2 separate regions of the Homo sapiens genome follow, and region 1 is linked to region 2. Evidence: read pairs that join two places in POLR2A ChIA-PET (ENCODE). Cell type or tissue: CD4-positive, alpha-beta T cell. All regions are shown on one strand. Region 1 overlaps ARHGAP25 (Rho GTPase activating protein 25). Region 2 overlaps LINC01890 (long intergenic non-protein coding RNA 1890).

What was found. Peaks named below come from ENCODE experiments on the same cell type or tissue, not always from the same donor. Only the 100,000 strongest peaks of a DNase experiment are listed, where the experiment ranks them.
Region 1: POLR2A ChIA-PET joins it to region 2 with 10 read pairs; 11 of 35 experiments call an interaction of 5 or more read pairs at or near these places.

Annotation. Positions count from the first base shown.
Region 1 is chr2:68,773,419-68,775,918 of GRCh38, reverse strand. It overlaps ARHGAP25 (Rho GTPase activating protein 25), which reads right to left. Exons shown (of 11, transcript NM_001007231.3): 2 at 499-698. Among named protein-coding and RNA genes, the nearest start is that of ARHGAP25, 40 kb to the right of the region's middle. RefSeq lists enhancers at 897-946, 967-1,056, 1,087-1,186. In CD4-positive, alpha-beta T cell, no CTCF peak of the experiment used is centred here; a DNase peak (open chromatin) is centred at 1,078; H3K4me3 peaks cover 1,944 bases; H3K27ac peaks cover 2,500 bases.
Region 2 is chr2:68,828,330-68,830,829 of GRCh38, reverse strand. The region is part of intron 3 of LINC01890 (long intergenic non-protein coding RNA 1890); the gene reads left to right. Among named protein-coding and RNA genes, the nearest start is that of LINC01888, 2.4 kb to the left of the region's middle. RefSeq lists an enhancer at 912-1,411 and a cis regulatory region at 1,097-1,728. In CD4-positive, alpha-beta T cell, no CTCF peak of the experiment used is centred here; DNase peaks (open chromatin) are centred at 869 and 1,419; H3K27ac peaks cover 2,500 bases.

The sequences.
Region 1 (2,500 bases), 55 kb after region 2:
TACTTTTCTTATTTGTTATGTTTATGTGTCTTTTCCTCCACATTCTAAGCTGCATATGGAAGAGATTTTTATCTGTTTTGCTCATAGTTTATTTCAAGTACCTAGAACAGTGTGTGGCATATAATAAACGCTCAATAAATACTTACTGAACAAACAAATCAATGAGTCCCAAAATCGGTTTTCCTGAACCCAAATCCACTCTCTCTGAGCCCTTGACTGAGTGTCACTACCATCACCGCCCTGTTGCCAGTCTTGACTCAGAGCCATGTGTAGGAAACTCCACAGTGCCCGTCCTGGTGCTTCCTGGAGGACCACTCTGTCATCTTTGCAACTCAGTTTATGTATCTAGAAAATGGTGTAAAGGGAAAAGCAATTTCCTTTCCAATGGGTGTGTCTGGTCCTATTGAGAAGGCCCCTGTGAGTTTAAGTGAAATCCCAGCGGGCTCCAGGCCCGCCTCCTCCGTGCCTTATGAACGGGACAAACAGCCTGGCTGGTACCTGGGGCTTCGTGTCCTCTTCATCCTTGTAGTAGTAGAGCTGCTGCGCCCTCAGCACAAAGTACCTCTGCTGCCAGTTCTTCACGATGGACCTCTGCTTCTTCAGCCAGCCCATCTTGATGGGCCTCTCCAGCGGGTTGGGGGTGGACGATGGATGGAAGGCAGCCATCTGCTCGCCAGTCATCACACTCCTTGACCGAGCTATAGAGAGGAACAGACAGGCCGACTGACCGAGGGACATGGGGCAGTGAGCAAAGAGTGGGCGGAGAGGAGAGAGGAACCCCAGAGGGGGCTGAGAAGCGGGGGGACGACAACCAGGTCCAGTTCAGGGGTCCGGATCTGAGCCAGAGAAAGTCCCCCCCGAGCCAGAGAAGCAGCCGAGGGGCCAGCTCCCGGTCAGGGCCAGGCCAAGAATAAAACCCAGGCTGCAGTCGGTGGCCCCGTGCACAGGCAGTCCGGCACCGCGGCGGGCCCCGTCATTCTGCAAACCGAAAGGTTGGCTGGAGCCTTCTGAAGAGGAAGTGGCCACAGCATCTGACAAAAGGTGCTTCCTTTTTCCTGCGTGGGAGTCAGTATCTGACAAGAGAGAGGAGAAAATAATGCCTCACTCTGAAGGCTCGGGGTGAGTCCCACGCAGCTGCAGAGGCCGCCGGAAGCTGCCTGGGCACTCTTCCACAGCGGCCGGCTAGAGGAGGGGCCGCAAGACAGAAGCTGTTAGCTCCAACCTCGCTGTGGAACGCAGGCCCCCTCCAGCGGACCCCACTCAAACCCCAGCCCCCGGCCACAGGGCCAGCCTGCAGGGAGTTGGCACCTTCTGAATTCTCCTGCCCAGTGCCATTCTGTCCCCTGCCCACGGAGAGTATCCCAGCCCTTTATGCTGTACAAGGCGCTCACTGCTGCTGCCTTCCTATGACCTTTACAGTTAGATCGTCACTGCCAATAGAACTCAGAAGCAGGATTTGAAGCCAGAGCCCCTTGAACCTGCATGCACTCAGCATGGTATATTTGGCTTTTGTTTTCACACAGGAGTTCTGCCTGTCATTCGAGTAAGTCCAGCCTGTACCTCCACATCTTGTCTCCATGGTAACCCCCACCCAGGACCATGCTCTCCTTTCCTTCCCTCCACAGCGCTCCATCGATCACCCTGGTCCCCATTCAACACTTCCTTCTGAGCCCCATCTTATTTCCCAGCCAGTTCAATGATGCCCTTGTCTCCTTGGCCTGCACTGCCCTCCACACTTGCTAATACCCAGTGTCTGCACCCCTCTCCTTCTGCCAAGTGTTGCTGGAGGAAGGCTCCATCTTCCAACCCCCTTTTTCAGCTTTTGTCCATCCCTGGACCACTCATGACACAGCTAAACTAAGCTATCAACTCTGCTCCCGACCCATTTCATTTCACCTGATTGGAGACTAGTTCTACCTTTCCTGACTTTTTGACGGTGGATAAATTATGCTTCTCTGAGCCTCGGCTTCCTCACTTGCTAAATTAGGATAATAATACTTCCTTGTTTATGGAATTGTTGTAGAGATTAAACAAACATACGCAAACCACTTAGCACAGTCCCTGGTCAAAGGTAAGTATATGTTACTCTTGCTGTTTTTATCAACAGGTGACTTTACTTCCTACTAAAAGGATGGGAGTCATCACTGAGAGCTTCTTCAACTTCCCTCTTCACTTCAAAATGTCATTCCATCATCAAGCTTCCTCTCTTTCTTCTTTCCTATCTTTAATGCATTAAATTGCCAACATCTCCTCATTGATTTTGAAAAATATATTCAGGGGGTATACGTGCTGGTTTGTTACATGAGTCCATCGCCTAATGGTGGGGATTGGGTTTCTAGTGTATCCATCACCCAAATATTGAACATTGTAACCAACAGGTAATTTTTCAATCCTCACCTTCCTCCTGCCTTCCCCACTTTTGGAGTCCTCAGTGCCTATTATTCCCATATTTATGTCCACGTATACCTATTGTTTAGCTCCCACTTATAAATAAGAACAT
Region 2 (2,500 bases):
GGGAAGCAGATAACTAATATAAAGATGATACTAACGATTAATGGAGGCTTCATGGAGTCTCCCAGAAATATCACGTTTGTGGTTAATATTCCAAAGGCTACTGGTAGGGATTTCTCAATCTAACATGAGTCTGAAAAAGAGATGATTTTCATCAGAGCTATTCTCGGGACTCTTTAAATCAGGCCCTCAAGTGCTTATCTTCTTTGCCTATGTTTAGAGTCAATCCTTAAAGCAAGTAAACAGTGTCCCCATATATTTAGGAATTCTCAAAATCCTTGGATTTGTTCATACTAAGCTACTGTTATACTCATTTTTTAAAAAAATTTTGGGCTCACTTTTCACCATCTGCATAATGGGCATATAACATAAATCCATTCTGTATCACTTAATCATGTCTTATCCTAGATGAATAAACACATGAAAAATCAGCCTGTAAATCAGAGAATGTAGCTGTGTTAACTGGAGATGGGAAAGGGGAGCAGGTAGAATTAATATTACCATTAGTCATGACTAAAGCCAAACTTAGCAGTTTTAAAACTATTTAACCATCCTGATTGTATATTGGAATCAACTGGGAATTTTTCTTTTAACTACCAATTCTTAGGCCCCATCCCGAAAGATTCTGATTCAATTGATATGAAGTAAGATCTGAGCATCAGAATTTTTGTTTACAGTTCCTAAGGTAATTCTCTTGTGCCACCAAGACTGAGAACCAGTGTTTTAAAATAGTATTGGGAATACACAGTAGGTGAAAAACTGGCATCATATTAGGTGGGTCTTGGTTGTGATCATGAGCTGAGGAGAGCTCTATATTCTGGAAGCACTCAGCAACGGATGTTCAATGGGGTTCACACCATGGTTGCAGTTTGGGGGAAAGAACCCTTGGAGAGAAAGCAAGAACCACAAGAATCACTGAATCATGGGTTAGAGGAGCCCTCCAAAATCACCTCCTTCAATCCTCTTCCTAATTTCTGTGTGAGCACTGGCCATTTAATTTATGTTTCTGGGCCTCAGTTCCCCTGTCCGTTAAATAAACAGGTTGAATTAAATACAATCAGAGTGTTTTCCAGTTTTTATCCTATGATTCTAAGAGAGTTTCCAGCATCAGAAGAAATAGAAGCTACAGTTACACAGCTGTGTCGATATTCTCTCCTGGGACATCATCTGAGCCACAAGCCCCCTGGCTCCAGCCTCTCTGCTGCTGCTGGCCAGATGCCACCCTGAGCTTCTGAGTGGCAGCTGGAGCTCCACCCTCAGGGCCTCCCTCCCATCATTCTCTGGCAGGATGAAAGGTTTTGTGTAATTCTTGTAAATGCAGCCCATTTTAATTGCAGAAGCAGCCTCCAAGTGTTTTCTCTGCTCTCCGGCAAGCACGTGACCTGACCACTGCTGCTATCTGGAAAGGAAGTGGTGGAATGTGGAAGTTTACAGGGCGTTCGTGTACACGCATCTTCTGGCCCAGAGCCCGTGGAATCCAGCCAGCAGTTGCTGTGCCACTGTGTTCTCTGGCCTCCCCCTCTCAGCGGCCTTGGGCAGCCTGGGAATCTCCGGCTTCGTGCTTTTCTGAGGGGACAGGCCTTTGAGCAGAGTTTTAGGAAGTTGGTCAAAACAACAACAACAACAAAATGTTTATAGTTTACATCCTTTGCAGCTGTCTATGCACTAGGAATGCCACACATGGTCTCTCCAGACTGCAGGCTCTGAACAGAATCCACTGGAAGGGGATCATCCCAGCCAATACCCTAGTACAAATTGTCCTATCCAGTGTACAGACTTACTGGAAAAGCATCATATCTGCCCCAAACTTAAGATAAGAGTACCCTGATAAGGGACATGCTTGAGGCTGTGACAGAAAAGGAGTTTGGGAGGGAAGAGGGCAAGGGGTTTTCAAATGCACATTGATGACCTTTCTGGGTTCTCAGCTCATGAGCAAAGAGGAGAGCGGCTAACATAAAGGTGAGGGTGTGGCTGGGAAAAAGGCAAAGTTGATGGAGTCCTTTCCATGGAAGGGCTCTGAAAGTACAGGTAGGAGCTGCAGAGTCCAACAGCACCCCTTGACACAGGTCAGTCTCCAGATATTGCCTTCTAGAACCTGGTCCTTTGGTCCAGGTGAGACCTGGAGCTACCCTGTCATGCAATCACATGCATGCCTTTTGAGGGCATTAAAACAGTGCCATCAGACTCCAGATCTTCTTTTCTGGCCCTCAGGGGCTCCCTCCTCCCAGCCTTTTTCAGCAGGATGAAGGGGTTTGTGTGACCCTTGCACTCATAAGGTCCCAGGGTCCTAAAAAAAAACCCTGTTTCTTGTCTTCTCCTTGTATGCAAGGTGGCACAGGAGCAAATAGTAGCAACTTAAGCGAGCCAAACTCTTCTCTTGATTGTGAAGAGGGATTGACACTTGCAGGCTAGGCTGTCTAGTGCTTCTGAGGCCAACAGCTGCTCTGTTGTCTCATAATACTGGTGGAAAAAAGTAGAATGAGAGACACTGCCAGACCAGGAG